2 separate regions of the Homo sapiens genome follow, and region 2 is linked to region 1. A link is a loop called in an ENCODE intact Hi-C map of the cell type or tissue named here. Cell type or tissue: PC-9. All regions are shown on one strand. Each heading gives the region's core, and the rest is flanking DNA. Links, peaks and the distances in the headings are about the cores only.

Region 1 (8,628 bases), core at 326-8,325:
AAAGAATCTCCTACATCTGATTCTACAATGCGACGATAAACTAAAAGGAATAAAAACAAACACATTATCAATATTTAGTGGGATAACAATCTGAAAGACAGTACATTATGTAAAGATGCTATGATAATATCAATAATAATATCCAACAAATTCTTACTATGTGCCAGGTACTGTATTATTTCATGTATTCATCACTGTAAGAATTGAAACTCTTAGTACTTCCATTTTGCAGATGAGGAAACTGATGCAGAAAATACATCAAGTAACTTGTCAAAAGCCACATGCTTGTTTTCTATTATATCATCTAACTTATCTGCAAACATTATAGACATTTCCATATCTAAATCAGCAGTTCTCAAATAAAGGTAATTTTATCCCTCGCCATCCAACATTGGACATTTGCCAATATGCAGTTTTGACTGCCCCATCTGTGTACTGAAAGGGTAAGGGGTGTGTGCTAGTGGCATCTCATCTAGTGAGCAGAGGCTAGGAATGCCCCTAAACATCCACAATACACAGGACAGCCCCTAAAACCACATTATTTGGTCCAAAATGTCAACAGTGCCAAGGCTGAGAAACCTGGCTCTAAGTGAAAATTGTATCACAGAAAAAATGGAGTTTTCTCTTGAATTAATGCTAATAAACATCTGAGTGTATTGCTTAGAAACATCAGTACAAAATCTGAAAGCTGCTCATATATACTTTTGTATGGTTCTGATGGCTAATAAATCAACACTTTCTATCACTTGTAAAGGGTTGGATGGCATTTTATTTAAATTAGAATACTATAAAGGTTAGTCCTATTAGCATGCTCTGCTAATGAGAATCATCTGAAATTCTGTGCTCCTAAATGACTTAGAATTACATAACTTTCTTTGAGATTAACAAATTCATTCATCACTCAACTATGAGTGACTTATTTTTTAAAAATGGAATAAATCCCTTTGTAAGTCCTCAAACTCTACAGGTTTATCTCCTCCATTTTCTGACAGCATCTCACCATCCTTCTTCTTCTGAGCCAATATGGTCACTTCTTCTCCTTTAGGGAGGTCAAGCAGGAAAAGGACGGCTTCTTCTCTTATGATATTTGTAAAATCTACGTTGTTTACCTAATAAATAAGATTTCATAAATCATTCTTGGCTGTTTAAGAATATGAAAATAACATACGCAGGACACAGATACTCTCAGTCTACCTAATTTGAAAATATCACATCTTTTTTTTTTTTTGAGACAGAGTCTCGCTCTGTCGCCCAGGCTGGAGTGCAATGGCACGATCTCAGCTCACTGCAACCTCCACCTCCCAGGTTCAAGTGATTCTCCTGCCTCAGCCTCCCGAGTAGCTGGGATTGCAGGTGCCCACCACCACACCCAGCTAATTTTTTTATATTTTTAGTAGAGATGGGGTTTCACCATGTTGGGCAGGTTGGTCTCAAACTCCTGACCTCAGGTGATCCGCCCGCTTTGGTCTCCTAAAGTGCTGGGACTACAGGCATGAGTCACCACACCCGGCCGAAAATATCACATCTTTTAAGACCAAAAACTTTATTTTACTTTGGAGAAAAGAATACACTCTAATTTTAAAAAAACAGAAACAAATAAAGTGAGTTAAAGGTATAAATTTATTTAAATAGTATTCAGTGTGTCCTGACATTAAAGATCTGTGTAAAATTTAACCAGTTTAGATGAAAAAAGGTAACTTTTTACAAGTTGCTGAGAAAAAAAATCAAAAGAAAATGGGACTAAAAAGACAATCTGCACTGTAGCAACCCTGTAAGAGCATCTGTGTAATGCAGGCTCAGTGTTTGCCAAGTTAATATTTACTTCTATTAGAAGCTTCTAAATGCCAAAATGAACTTATTAAAATGTCACCAGTGACTGTGTGCAGGATTACAGGCAGGTTTTCTTCTTTCCACCTTTTGGAAATTTTCCAGATTAAAAAAGAAAAAAAAAAACCCTAGAAACAAAAAAACCTGACACGCACCACTTACTTTTATGATACAAAACAAAAGTGAACTATTAAGAAACATTTTTTAGCCAGGCGCAGTGACTCATGTCTGTAATCCCAGCACTCTGGGAGGCCAAAGTAGGTGGACTGCTTGAACCCAGGAATTTGAGACCAGTCTGGGCCACGTGGTGAAACCCTGCCTCTACAAAAAATACAAAAATTTGCCACGTGTGGTGGCTAATGCCTGTGGTCCCAGCTACTCAGGAGGCTGAGGGGAAGAATGTTTGAGCCTAGGTGTTTAAGGCTGCAGTGAGCCGTGATCACACCACTGCATTCCAGCCTGGGTGACAGTGAGGCGCTGTCTCAAGGAAAAAAAAAAAAAAAAAAGAAAGAAACGTTTAAAAAAATGTATGCCCTGATTACTTCAAAACAGGGTTAAGAGATGGGTAAGAAAATAGGTCTCTTTACTTTCCTTGGTATAGTGAACGTTATTATACATGTTGTATTTAAATGTTTTTGACCTAACTTGATTGACAACAATGTAAACATCATCAGAAAGAATGACCATATCAGATCAGATGGAAATAGGTCTGAAGTCACCATGATGCCTTGACTTTTTGACATGCTAAGTTTGAAGGGAAAAGGAGGAGGATTCAATGAGAAAATGACAGAGCTCAGGAAATTGCTAAGTGAAAAGACTTTGATTACGAGCTGCTCACTTGAGCAACCAAACCCAAGAAAGAGGCAGTGTAGCAAGAGAAGCAGAGAGTTACCAACATTCTCCAAGTTTTAAAAGTATCAGTAAAGAGGCAGGAAAAGAATAAAAAAATGTACCAGAATGGCAGTATTATGGAATCTAAGGAAAAAAGTACTTCAAAAAAGATTAAGACAGTCAAAACGCTGCTAAAAAATAAAGGAAAATGAGGCTTGAGGATGACATTAACTCAGCAATGGCTTATTGAAAACTGAGCTTCAGTGTGGTGAAGGTGGAAGCCAGGCTGCAAAACTGTATGACCACAATGATTGAAAAGAAAACAGGCAAGGGCCTCAACCACATCCTTCAACAAGTTAAACAGCAAAAAAGGACAAATAAGACAGTGGAAGATAGATGAAGAACCAGTGGAGAGAGAAAGACAAGAAAGTGAACAAAGCTACAAGATTCTGGAGCAGACAGGAGGCTGAATCCAGGACACTGGCAAGAGGCAGGCTGAGTACAGAAAGAGACCAGAATAGAGAGGCCACGGCAAAGACTTTGTGGTAGAGAAGCAGAATAAATGTAGGAGCTCACAATGGACAGATACCTTCTGATTAAAATGGGACATAGTTTAATCTAGCAAATCAAATGGAGGTTTGGATATTTTAAAAAGAAACAGGAGACAGATTAAGATGGTACTATGTCACTAGGTGAAACCGTTTATGGGGAAGGAAGGGAGGACTCTATAGACTCTACTGATACTCTGCATCTAACCTGGGCTTTCCTGATTTGTGTAACTAATCCTGTCTCTTGTGGAGTATGAAGTTTCAAAGCCAGGCAGCTTACACATTTGCCTTTGATGTGAATTCCATCTCCCTGTGTCTGAGCCATTATCTGGGGTTAAAAAGGTCCCAGAGGTTGTGTGGATTGCTTCAAGATGACTCATATGGGAGAGGAACACTTGATGTTGCTTGCTGCCAAGTTGTGGCCCATGGCAGAGTCCTGCCAGTCTGAATGTTTAGTTGAACTTCCAAAGACTACCTGGTAGATATTATCATCGGGATATAAGACTTATTTTCTTTTATTTCCATGAACACGAGTGGTAGAAATGAAATGTTACATTCTTTACTAACACAAAATATAGCAGTAAACAAGAGCAAGATACAAGAATGGGAAGTGAGAAGTCCAGCATAAGGTAGACCTGATGGATTTTGACTTTCAAAGTTTAACTGGCTCAATGGAGACTGCTTACAGATTACAATCTAATTACAATAGTAAGCTTGTTGTTTGATACCTTTTTCTGGTGATCCAAATACTTTTTAACCCACATAAGTTGCAATACTGACATACCCTGAGAATTTGATCACCTTCCTCTAAGCCTTCCTTGGCTGCAGGGCTATCTTCTAGAACGCCAGCTACAAATATTCCAACATCATTTCCACCAGCCAGCCGCAAACCCACACTATCTCCTTTTCTGAATTTTACCAATTTCATGCTGGGCCTGTTAAAACAGATATTTCATTTGAAACAGTTAAGAAGAGCTTAAAACGTTATAGCAATCACTACAGTGAAAACTATATTCAGAATTAAATAAAGAACCATCATTTCTAAAACTTCTCTCATACCACTATTTTACTAAATAAAATTTAGTGTTAGAATTCAAATCAGACTTAATAACACTATTTTCTGATTAACAGTTTTGGAATATTCAAATTTAATATGCAAGTACTATTTTACATAACTAATTTATAAAATTACTTTGTAAAACAATGTTTTCTCAACTCTCAAAGAGTTATGGTACATTCCAAATGGCTAAAAACATCTTCCATTTTTTCCACCCCAATTCACACATCATTTCTATTAATAACTGAAAAGTCAAATTTTTTAAAATAAAGGTAGAAATTGAAGTATAAATTGGCTAATTTTCCTAACACGATGGACTCAAAATAAGGCTCCAAGCATTGTGATTTCTACATGTAACAGAGAGTGATTTTTAAAAAAACTTTGCAGTTGGTGGAGTCTTTCAGTAGTTCACAGAGTAGTTCACTTACTCTGCTGCCCCTCTGAGTTTTACAATACAAATCATATAGTCATTCAGCCTTTCTACATTAGCCCCATATCCATTCTGTCCCTTTCTAGTTCTCTGAATGGAAAAAAAAAATAATGCATACACACCCACCTCTAGCATCAGTGTAGTGTTGAAACCTTGTGACATTCCTTAAAACAAATACTAAAGGATGCCTTCTAAGAACTGACTGGATAGAAACAGACTGTAATTAAAAATTACCCACTATATTTCCCTTCTAGGGATTCATAAGTACTCTCACATTCCTAGCAAGAAAATACACTATTTTACCTATTCTGACAAGAAGTGTAGAAAAAAATCCCTATACTCTTTATTATGTAATACTAACCAAATTATTAGAAACTAATAGATAACAATAACAACAACAACAACAAAAAGTCAAATAAATGAATGAAATGTGTTGAGGAAGGAGAGATTTCTAGTCTCTTTAAGCCAACTAAAGAGATCGCCTTAACTTTCAGAACTTACTATTTATTCATTTCTGATTGGGTTACCTGACCTGGAACTAACATCAGCTAGTCATAAAAGTAAGAGCCTGAGAAATCAGATGAGGTCTCTCACTGGCTGGTGGCATCCTTGATCCCTCCATGAAACTATTTACCAGCTTTACTACAAATGGTCCAAGCCCCTTGGTTGTAGTGGTATCCTAGCCAGGTCAAAAGCATTCTCATAGATTCCTCTCCTAAACCCATTGTACTGAAACCTCTTTAAATATTTCCTCAAAGTCCTTAAGACTCCAGGTCTCAGTTGGGTGTGGCAGCTCAAGCCTATAATGCCAGCACTTTGGGAGACTGAGGCAGGAGGACTGCTTGAGCCTAGGAGTTTGTTCCCAGCCCTGATCAACACAGCAAGACCCTGTCACTACTAAAAAAAAAAAAAAAAAAAAAAAAAAAATTAGCTGGGTTTCGTGGCTCGTTGCCTATAGTCCTAGCTACTCCGAAGGCTGAGGTGGGAGGATTCCTCGAGCCTAGGAGTTTGAGGTTATGGTGAGCAATGATCACACCATTATACTCTAGCCTGGGTGACAGAGTGAGGCCCTGTCTCTTTAAAACAAAGCAAAACAAAAACAAAAACAAAAGATAGGACTTTGGAAATCCTCTTCTAACCCTGACCCATCTAATGTGCTTCAAAAAGCAAAAACAACTGAGCACAGTATCCACCCTTTAGTAAAACATGGCTTCTGAAAACCACTGTTAGAAGACAGCTTTAGGCCATATCTCACCAACAGTGTCATGTGCCTTAGATGACTGACATTTTATACTTTGTCCTGCCTGCATTATATTAACTACTTGCAGTAGCAAAACAGACTCACTAACTTCTGCATCAAATCCATTCATTGGCTTTAAATGAAAAACCAAACCTTTCCTGGCACAGCTACTAATCCTGTCCACGTCCTCAAATCTTCCTTGGTATTTGTTCTCCCAGGGAAGGAGGTCTCTGGAATTTTTCTTTTTTCTTTTTTGAGATGGAGTTTTGCTCTGTCACCCAGGCTGGAGTGCAGTGGCGCGATCTCGGCTCACTGCAAGCTCCACCTCCTGGGTTCATGCCATTCTCCTGCCTCAGCCTCCCGAGTAGCTGGGACTACAGGCGCCCGCCACCACGCCCGGCTAATTTTTTTGTATTTTTAGTAGAGACGGGGTTTCGCCGTGTTCAGCCAGGATGGTCTCAATCTCCTGACCTGGTGATCTGCCCACCTCGGACTCCCAAAGTGCTGGGATTACAGGCATGAGCCACTGCGCCCGGCCAGTCTCTGGAATCTTATCATTACAGTTTCCTAAACCTCAAACACTTACACAAGTTTTCAAGCAATTCCCAAGAAAGGAAAAGAAGGGGACTATCTATGCCTGCACAATTTATAAAAGGTTGAATTATCAATTACCTAATATTAAAATTGTACAGTTTTAAACTTGTAAAAACCCCATCTCTTTCAGGAACTACTTCTATCTACCTAGCTGGGTCTAAATCTAACCCACTTGAGGAAATCTGCCAATTTTCTTTTTTTTTTTGAGACGGAGTCTCGCTCTGTCACCCAGGCTAGAGTGCAGTGGTGTGACCTCGGCTCACTGCAAGCTCCGCCTCCTGGGTTCACGCCATTCTCCTGCCTCAACCTCCCGAGTAGCTGGGACTATAGGCGCCCAGCTAATTTTTTGTATTTTTAGTAGAGATGGGTTTTCACCATGTTAGCCAGGATGGTCTTGATCTCCTGACCTCGTGATTCGCCCGCCTCGGCCTCCCAAAGTGCTAGGTTTACAGGCATAAGCCACTGCGCCCGGCCCGGAATTCTGTCAATTTTCAATTATTCACATCATGTCCCCTTTACCAGTGCCAATAAAAAACTAATTTGGGCTGGGTACAGTGGCTCACATCTGTAATCCTAGCACTTTGGGAGGCTGAGGTTGGTGGACTGCTTGAGCCCAGGACTTTTAGACCAGCCTGGGCAATGCGGCGAAACAAAACCCCGTCTCTACTAAAAATACAAAAATTAGCTAGGTGTGGTGGTGTGTGTCCTTTCATCCCAGCTACTCAGGAGGCTGAGGTGGGAGGATTGTTTGAGCCCAAGAGGCAGAGGTTGCAGTTAGCCGAGATTGCACCACGGCACTCCAGCCTGGGCGACAGAGCAAGACCCTGTTTAAAAAAAAAAACTAACCAAACAAACAAAAAACTAATTTGATAATCATGATGGTTTGAAATTTGTTTACAAATTTACATCTCAATTCTACCAAGTATATAATGTAAAGTAATGAAAGGTGTTAAGATAGTAAAAACTTACTTTTGGGTTGCTAACTACCCTAGAACAGGTTCTCAACCAATCTCAACCATGATTTTGCCCCCAAGGAAACATCTGGCAATGTCTAGAGATAATTCTAATTGTCACAACTAGGGGACTGCTACTGGCATCTAGTGGCCAGGATTGCTGCTAAACATGCCACAATGCACAGGACAGCCCCTCACAACAAATGCTTACCTGGCCCAAAATGCCACTAGTGCTGAGATTGAGAAACACTGATTTTTTTTTTTTTTTAATGCTCCATTGGAAAGCTGTGGAAATTCTGATGTCTGAATAGAATTTTTTTTTTTTTCTAATTCCTAATTTAAAAGCTAGGCAGGAGACAGCGGTGAGAAAGAAAGCATCCAAAAAGTTCCTTTGTTGTCTAATTTCTAACTCACTATCATATATAAGTAGCAGAATGTTAAATATAAAAATAATCATAGTATTAGGTGGTATGTACTATTTTAAAAAATATATGCAATATGGTTTACAATTAAATTCCTACTCTGAATAATGTTAATAATGAACAAAGAAAACAATACAACTTTAAAATTGTATTACCGAAGAATCCCATCTTCATGAGTTGAATTAGGTAGGACACCATCAGATGGACTGACAGGTAAATCCACATCTGGTTGCCCAACTTGGGCATACACAGGCTTTGGTTCTAAGAAAAAAAAAATTGAGTAGGACTCACTTTAGAAAAACATGGAATAATAATGCAAGCAACCAAGCAATATATGATTCATAAGTTCAGAGAACCTGATGAGGAACATATCTACCATATGTATTAGAGTACATTTTATAGTAATAAATTCTGAAGTCTTTATAACAAGTAGGTATGTTACACAGTCACCTGTGTTTTCCATAGTTCCAGCAATCAGAATTTGAAAAATCTATTCTTTAAGAACGAATAACAAAAAATAGATATGAGAAGAGAGAATTCCTACACTTCCCAGTTAAGACTGCCAAAGTAGCTACCTTTCCTCATTATGATAAAATGTTTTTAAATAACCATATTTCTGCCACTCAGCAAGCAGAGCAAGAAAGATGATTTGAGAAAAGGAAGTGAAAGACATCAGAAACAAAATCTCCAGGCCTCCCAGGCAACCGATCTTAGCACCTTGCTGAT
Region 2 (8,603 bases), core at 1-8,000, 62 kb before region 1:
CAGGTTGGCAAACACAGCCATGTGCTGACAGGGTGGCACACCCCGACTCCATGCGGACAGAACCTCCTGGGCTCCGGACCCTTCCAGACCTAGCCCTGGCTGTTCGTCTGTGTCCATGGTAATAAACTGGTAATAGTAAATAAGTGTTTTCTTGGTTTCTATGAGCTGTTCTAGCCAATTATTGACCTGAGGGAGGTGGGGATTGTAAGAACCTCCTGACTTTGTAGCCAAGTCGGACAGAAGTGTAGGTTCTCTGAGTACCTAAGACTTGGGACTGGCGTCTGCGGTGTAGGTGATCTTGTGGGACTGAGCCCTTGAACCTGTTCAATCTGACATTAGTTAGTGTCAGAATTGAATTGAATCATAGGACACTCAGTTGGTACTGAGAACTGGCTGGTGCGGGAAAAAATCCCACATTTGGTGTGAGAAGTGTTTGAGTAAAAACAGCTCAAGCCCATTCTTCATTTCTCAGCAGGGTGGCTTTTGTTTGCTTTGCTGTTCCAACATTTCATTACTCATCTGGGTCCCAATGGGCCTTTATTAAGAAAAGAAACCTTTTAACATAAAAATTGGCTCCAGATCTGAGCCACTCATTTCCCCTGAACCTCTCTGGGGTCCTTGTGGGCTTTCTGTTTGGACAGGTGATCCCAGCGATTCTCCCAGCTTCAGAGGCTGAGAGGCTGTGATCCCCATCAAAGGCAGCACATGCCACAGTGTCCCCCAAGGAGCCCCCGTCTGCCTTGAATTCCACCTACAGTGGCACAGAATTGGCAGTGGGCACAGCTGGCTGCCATGGCTTCCAGGGGCTGGAAGGAGACGGTTTACTGCAGGGATTCTTTTTTTGTTTGTTTGTTTGAAACAGCATCTCACTCTGTCGCCCAGGCTGGAGTGCAGTGGCGCCATCTTGGCTCACTGCAACCTCTGCCTCCTGGGTTCAAATGATTTTCATGCCTCAGCCTCCCGAGTAGCTGGGATTACAGGCACACACCACCATACCCGGCTAATTTTTTTTATTTTTAGTAGAGAGGAGGTTTTGCCATGTTGGCCAGGCTGATCTCAAACTACTGGCCTCAAGTGATTCACCCGCCTTGGCCTCCCAAAGTGCTAGGATTACAGGCATGAGCCACCGCGCCCGGTTTACTACAGGGATTCTTATCCAAGGGCCTATGGATCCCACAATGGCATGTACAATTTTTATTTTTAAGGTCTTCTTTTCTGAGGAAATCAGTTGTCCAATTTTCAAATGGGTCCTTGACTACCCTCAAAGGTTAAAAATGATTTCCAGGTGAAAAATAAAGAAAAACACTGTTGCATTCTCTATTTTTTTTTTCTAAAAGTCAAATCAAGTATGGGAAATTCCAGTTATCCAGGGTGCCTCAACCAGGGAGCTTCTGGCTGCTTGAACATGGAGTCACCACACACGGTCCATGTGTAATTGCCCAATGGGCTCTCCATACCCACTGCCTAGACAGAGCCGATTTATCAAGACAGGGGAATTGCAGTCGAGAGTTTAATTCACGCAGAGCCGGCTGCACAGGAGACTGGAGTTTTATTACTACTCAAACCAGTCTCCCTGAAAACTTGGGGATCTGGGTTTTTAAGGATAATTTGGTGGGTTGGGGGGGTTGGAAAATGGGGAATGCTGATTGGTTGGGTAGAAGATAAAATTGTTGCTGGAAAGGGGTCCCAATCCAGACACCAGGAAAGGGTTCTTGGATCTCACGCAAGAAAGAATTCAGGGCAAGTCCATCAAGTTGGTGACTCCATAGGCAGGGCAGTGGCATGAGCTGCTCGAGGGAGTATACTTAGTTACTTCTTGATTATATGCTAAACAAGCGGTGGATTATACACGAGTTTTCCAGGAAAGGGGAAGGCAATTCCAGGAACTGAAGGTTACTCCCTCTTTTAGACCATAGGGGGTAACTTCTGGACGTTGCCATGGCATTTGTGAACCGTAATGGTGCTGGTAGGAGTGTCTTTTAGCATGCTAAACATTATAATTAGAGTATAATAAGCAGTGAGGATGACCACAGCTCATTATACTCTAATTATTAAAAGACGTCGCCATCTTGGTTTTGGTGGGTTTTGGCCAGCTTCTTTACCACATCCTGTTTTATCAGCAAGGTCTTTATGACCTGTATCTTGTACTGACCTCTTACCTCATCCTGTGACTAAGAATGCCTAACCTCCTGGGGATGCAGCCCAGCAGGTCTCAGCCTTATTTCACCCAGCCCCTACTCAAGATGGAGTCGCTGTGGTTCAAACACCTCTGACAAAATCACGGAAAGTCGAAGCTGTCCTCTTTTGCTGAATCAGTTCCTGGGTAGAGGCCACAGGATCCCATGTGGTGCCAGCTGATCATCGATCATCATGTGCAGGGTCTACAAATCATCTCAAGCACTGATCTTAGGCCTTACCATAGTGAGTTTATTCTCAGGAGCAATTTGGGATGGCTCAGAATCTTGGAGTCTCCAGATGCATGACTCCTAAACCCTAATTTCTAACCTTACAGCTAATTTGTTAGTCCTGCAAAGGCAGTGTAGTCCCCAGGCAAGAAGGGAGTTTGTTTTGGGAAAGGGCTGTTATTGTTTTTGTTTCAAAGCAAAACAATAAACCAAGTTCCTCCCAAAGTTAGTTCATGCCCAGGAATGACAAGGACAGCTTGGGGGTTGGAAGCAAGATGGAGTCAGTTAGGTGAGATCTCTTTCACTGTCATAGTTGTCTGTTATAATTTTGCAAAGGCAGATCTACCATTTCTCTGAAGGTTGAGTTTGGGATGTGGTAGCCTTTGAGTACCCGTCCTGTTGCTGTGTGTGTGTTCAGGGCAATCCAGGAAATCTGGAGAAACCAGAGTGTGTGGTCCCCCTTCCCCATTTCTCTAGTGGATCAGGTAGGAGGGTGACTGAGGAAATGTGTCCTGGGATACTTCCTGCCTCCCAGGGTGTGTGGGACTCAGCCCTTCCCCAGCCTGCAGAGGATGGGGGGGGGGGGGGGCTTTGCCAGCAGTCAAGTCCTGTGCCCCAGGGGACCAGGAAGCCTGTATCAACTCCTCGCTACCCCAGCCAGAAGCAGCAAACGCTCCACCCTGTCCTGCTGCCTGATGGGCAGAGTTGTTTTTTTTGTTTTTGTTTTTGTTTTCAGACACAGTCTCATTCTGTCGCCCAGGCTGGAGTGCAGTGGCGCAATCTCAGCTCACTGCAACATCTGCCTTCCAGGCTCAAGCGATTCTCCTGCCTCAGCCTCCCGAGTAGCTGGGACTACAGGTGCCCGCCACCATGCCCAGCTAATTTTTGTATTTTTAGTTGAGACGGGGTTTCACCATGTTGGCCAGGATGTTCTCGAACCCCTGACCTCGTGATCCGCCCGCCTCGGCCTCCCAAAGTGCCGGGATTACAGGCGTGAGCCACCGCGCCCGGCTTGAGCACAGACTTTTAATCAGATTTTTTCTTTCTTTAAATTCCTGTGAGACCAGCCGCCTGAGGGATTAAGAATATCGAGGGATGGAAGGGAGAGTAAAAGAACGGGCACTTTTCCCTAGGGAAAAGGAGGCATGCCGGGGGGGCGGAGGGAAGGAGGGGGTGTGGAGGAGGGAAGGAGGGAAAAGGGGGAGGGAGGAGAGGGAGGAGGGGGCGCGGAGGAAGGGGCGGGCTTCCCCCTGCCGGCCTCCCTTCCTTCCCCGCTGCCTCCGCCTCTCGCACTAGCGCCCCGCACCTGTGGCGCCCCTGCTCCGCCCAGTCCCGCGGCCTCCTCGCCCCTAGTCCCCGGCGCTCCCCGCCCCTTCCCGTGGGATCCGCCCCTCCGCCAGCCCCGCTGGCTTCCCCTCTCCGCCACCCCGGACTCAGAACCTCCCCTCCCCCGCCGGGGCCTGGGCGCGCCTGCCCTTCGCTCCCCGACCTCCTGCTGCAGCTCTGGGCCCCTCGGCCGCTCCCTCCCCTCCTCCCTTGCTCACCCCACGGTTGGCCGCGGATCTCCAGCACGCCGCCCCAGTCCTCGGCGTCCCGCAGCGCCTGCCAGGGTCGCCGAGCCTCCCCTGCCTCCTGGCCGCCTCTGCAGTGCCGTCCTCCCGGGGCTGGCTCTCTCCCCAGGCCCCCGCTTTGGCCACCCAGGCACTTTCCGCCCTGAGCGTGGCAGCTGCTGCCGGGGGTCCTGGGACCGCGGGATGGGAACTCCCACGCAGCGTCCCACAGGCTCCTGGCCGCCGCGAGCCCGCGCGACTCGCACGAGCATGTCCACCCGCAGCGAGGGGCCGGTCACTGCTACGGAGCCCGCCAGAAGGCAAAGCCCCAGACAGCAAATAGGGAGGCGGCTGGCACCCAGGGAGGCCGAGGCGGGAGGATCGCTGGAGCCCAGGAGTTCGAGACCTGCCTTGGCAACATAGTAAGACGCCCCCCCACCCCCCGCCCACCATCTCTACAATAAATTTAAGAATTAGCCTGGCATAGTGGCGCGCGCCTGTGGTCCCAGCACTTCGGGGAGGCTGAGGTGGGAAGATCACCTGCGCCCAGGACGGTCGAGGCTGCAGTAAGCCGAGATCGCGCCACTGCACTCCAGCCTGGGCGACAGAGCCCAGACCCCGTAACAAAGCAAAAATGAAGGAGGCGGCGGTTTACTTCTGGAATAACTGCAGAAGATCATCAAGTGCAGGGAGCTGTGGAACTCCCGGGCGCCCAGCCCTCGGCGCCCCTGCACCCTCAGCCGTAGAGCTGGGGTGTTCCGGCCCGGAGGGATAGGGGTTTGCAGGGTGCGTGAGCGCCGAGGCTGCCCGCGAGGCGAGAGAATTGCGGGGGGAGGCAGGGAGGCCGACGGGGAGGGCCTGGGAGGCTGCACGCGCAGCGGGGACCCGGCTTTGTCCCGAGCAGTTTCCAGGTAAGAGCTGAGAGGAGGGGAGGGAGGGAGAGGAGGAGAACCAGGCCCGGATTTTCCCGCCTGGGGTCAAACCAAAGCAAACAAACCAAAGTGGTGTGTCCAAAGTGATGCGCCTCACAGGTGCCTTGCTTCTGCCCCTGCCGGAGTTGAGGTTTGGAGGAAGGGCACTGTGCTGAGTCCCAGCGGGGGTTTTGTAAATGCTGCGGTATTGGTCTCTCACGGTTCACGGAGCAATCACCACACTTGCTTGACCTCCTGGAAAGCCTTACTCTCTTTTTATAATTAAAAACAATTTTTTTTGGCCGGGTGCGGTGGCTCATGCCTGTAATCCCAGCACTTTGGGAGGCCCAGGCCGGCGGATCACCTGAGGTCGGGAGTCGGAGACCAGCCTGACCGACGTGGAGAAACCCCATCTCTACTAAAAATACAAAATTAGCCGGGCGTGGTGGTGCATGCCTGTAATCCTAGCTACTCAGGAGGCTGAGGCAGAAGAATTGCTTGAACCCAGGAGGCGGAGGTTGCAAGTGAGCCAAGATTGCGCCATTGCACTCCAGCCTGGGCAACAAGAGCGAAACTCTTGTCTCAAAAAAAAAAAAGAAAAAATTTTTTTTTAGCGACAGGGGTCTCACTATGTAGGCCAGGCTAGTCTCAAACTCCTGGGCTCAAGTGTTCCTCCAGCCTTGGCCTCCCAAAATGTTGGGATTACAGACATGAGTCACCGAGCCCAGCCAGCCTTACTGTTCAGAATGATGTCACATCTTTGTGGACTGTTGAAAATAAGGTTGTCTTCCTCAGTCTCCTAGAAGCCCCAAAATAGCCATGCAGATGTCCAAGCAGTTCTGGTTTGATTATCAAGGAGCATGTGTAAAATAGCTACGTGTGAATGGGGTCTCTGCAAATGGAAACTGGCGGGGGAGGCTCAGGACTCTTAAGAGGTCTGCAGGAGAAAGTGCATAATGAACACACACCCATGGCCTCTCCCCATGTGCCAGGGCATCCTCCCACACAGGCCGAAAGTGCTCTGCAGAACAAAGTGCTTTTGGTCCACAAAACGCCTCCCAGCTCTTGCCTGCAAAGGGAAGAAAGGATAGCTGAGAATCATGAAGCAGAATGCCGGGAGATTTATGGAAACCCCCTCTGATAGCTCAATCTAATTGCAGCTCCCTCCAGCGTGCCAAATGCTGCTAATGGACAGCCGCTCCTGCCGCTCTGATGTTGCTAGACCTCCTCAGCACTCAGCCCAAGGCAGCCAGGAAGAATGAACGAATGGTGATTCAGAGGGAAAGGAGGAAGCTGCGTGGCATTTCAGAGATACTTATTTTAAAACTGCTGGTGGCCATGTCTTCTTTTCATATCAGAGCTAATGAGTTTTGATATGTGAACATTTCTTCTCCTTCATAGGTAATGTGTTGATTTGGCACTTTAATCTTAGAATAATCATTTCTAAAACCAACCCAACTGCTTTTCTTTACAATTTTGGCCTTAGCAAACAGATGAGTCCGTTGACTTGAGCATTGCTTGGGCACTGTCTGTGTGCAGGTCAGGCAGGGGATGCTGGTGGCTGGGAAACATAGAGGATGGAGGTGTCTTGGGTGTACATGAAGGGGTGGGGTCAAGTCCACAGGGGGTCGGCCCCTGGCAGCAGTCCTGGAGGGCTTCGTGGAGGAAGGGAGAATTGAGTGAGAAAGTGGTCCCCAGGTAAGAGGGAAGAGCATCCAGGGAGAGGAGACTGCTTCTGGGAAGACCAGAGGCATCACCTCGCAGGGGCTGGTATGGTGGTGGCTCAGGTGGGAGGAAGAGAGACCTCAGGGAAAATAACAGGTTCCATTGACAGGAGGCCTGCTCTGGTGGGGAGGCAGGCTGGTGGTGGAGTCATGGCTGCAGGCCAGGGAGATGCCTGACCAACAGGTGTGTTGGCCAGGGTCCCTGTAGCAAAAACACGGAGCTGAGGACCTCATGGCAGGGACCCCATGCAGAGGGAGCCGCGGGTGGCATGGGGATAGTCACCTGGCTCTCCTGCTCTCGGCCTCCTGCAGCTCCCCTCACTCCCTGCCCTGCCACACAAGGTCAAACCCACCAGGAGGCAGAAGGCGAAGGGCGAGGTCCCAGGGTGAGGAGCAGGGAGGAGATGGTGGCAGCAGGGAAGGTGATGCCTGCTGCAGAGTGAGACCTGGGACTGCCAAACACACAGTGACGGGAGCTGAGGAGGCCTGCCGGGGGAGGAAGACAGTGGCTGGCAGTGACAGGAAGGGAGGGTCAGCATGGGGCGGCAGTCCCAGAGCTCAGGGCTCCCTGCCAGGCCAGCCTTTGTGGCCTGTGGGGTGGAGGTGGCAATTGCTGTCATGTCATAAACACGTCAAGCTTACAATGAAATCTCCAGTGTGGCTTGGGAGCAAATACATGTGCAGGTGTTTGAGTATCTGTGCTCTTACCTAACCTCAGGGAGCAGGAAAACGAAAGCTTATCATGTAAACACATCAGCAGCAGGGCTTATGTGTGTCTCCACACTGGAACCCCCAAGACAAGAGACTGGAGGCAGAGTTGATTTCCAAGCCCAGAGTGCTGGGCAGCCTTTGGGTTTTATGTCTGCTTGCTTGGAGCTCAGTGATAGAAATCTAGGCCCCAGAAGAGGAAAGGACTGTCCTGCATAACCAGCACACCCGGGGAATGCTTCAGGTGCAGCTGGATCCAGGCATCCTCAAATAGTGTGATTAGGACTCCACTTTCCTTTGTCACCTTGGCTTGGCTCTTCCCTGCTCTGTGTTGTTTTCAGACGAGGTGGGGCCCCAGCAGCTCTGGTCCTCCTGACATCCTAGAGAAGAGCCAGCCCTTCCCTCCTGGGGTCTACACCGTCCCCTAAGGGACCTCAGACTGGGCTGATGGAAGGTCTCAAGCAGGCCATGTGAAGGGCACTGCACAGGAAACACAGAAACGGGAATCCTATAAGGTCAGCAGAGCTCTGAGCCCTTTGTTCTTGGGCCTGTTTTTATGATCCTCCCTCTACATGTAGCTCACACTTCCCTGCTTCTGTGCAGGCACCAGGTGAGGGGGTTGTCATGGCCTCCTGCCACTCTTGAGGCTGTCAGATATTACCTGTGCTGTCCCTGCATTCTCAAGCTCCAAATTGTCAACTAAGAAATGGTCACTTAAAAAGAGAAAAGTGAGGCCGGGCACGCTGGCTCATGCCTGTAATCCCAGCACTTTGGGAGGCCAAGGCAGGCGGATCACCTGAGGTCAGGAGTTGGAGACCAGCCTGGCCAACATGGTGAAACCGTGTCTCCACTAAAAATACAAAAATCATCCAGGAGTGGTGGCGGGCACGTGTAATCCCAACTTACTTGGGAGGCTGAGGCAGGAGAATTGCTTGAACCTAGGAGGCAGAGGTTGCAGTGAGTCAAGATCATACCACTGTACTCCAGCCATGGCGACAGAGCAAGACTCCGTCTCAAAAAAAAAAAAGGATTTCTGAAATGGACGAAGTTTTTTTCCACTGGCGGTGCCATCAGTGATCGTGTCTGTTCCACTGTGAAGTCGGTCGTGAGCTCTGTGACGTTTCCCTCTCAACTCAAGGCTTTTTTCTTCCGCTTATGGGTGTAGTCCAAATGGTTGGGATGAAAATCGTTTCACAGATAAAGAAATCTACAAGCCCAATCGTGGTGTAAGAAAAAAACTTTAAAACTCTGTCGTTCAGAAGGAAATCAGGAATAAGAATTTCTCCTTTGAGACTAAAAGAAAGT

What was found. Hi-C counts contacts between places; a loop is a spot of excess contacts. Peaks named below come from ENCODE experiments on the same cell type or tissue, not always from the same donor. Only the 100,000 strongest peaks of a DNase experiment are listed, where the experiment ranks them.
Region 2: a loop joins it to region 1, with 8 times the contacts of the local background. A loop is called at or near these places in 11 of 110 quality-filtered maps.

What each region holds. Positions count from the first base shown.
Region 1 is chr15:29,733,274-29,741,901 of GRCh38, forward strand. TJP1 (tight junction protein 1) reads right to left here. Exons shown (of 28, transcript NM_001330239.4): 10 at 8,058-8,163; 11 at 3,991-4,141; 12 at 1,001-1,109; 13 at 1-40. Among named protein-coding and RNA genes, the nearest start is that of LCIIAR, 63 kb to the left of the region's middle. In PC-9, for the core only: no CTCF peak of the experiment used is centred there; a DNase peak (open chromatin) is centred at 3,548; H3K27ac peaks cover 1,492 bases.
Region 2 is chr15:29,671,150-29,679,752 of GRCh38, forward strand. LCIIAR (lung cancer immune cell infiltration associated lncRNA) reads left to right here and starts at 3,786. Exons shown (of 2, transcript NR_135221.1): 1 at 3,786-4,377; 2 at 6,027-8,014. It also overlaps a transcript of ENTREP2 not described here. RefSeq lists enhancers at 4,199-4,729, 4,730-5,260, 6,940-7,440. In PC-9, for the core only: no CTCF peak of the experiment used is centred there; no DNase peak of the experiment used is centred there.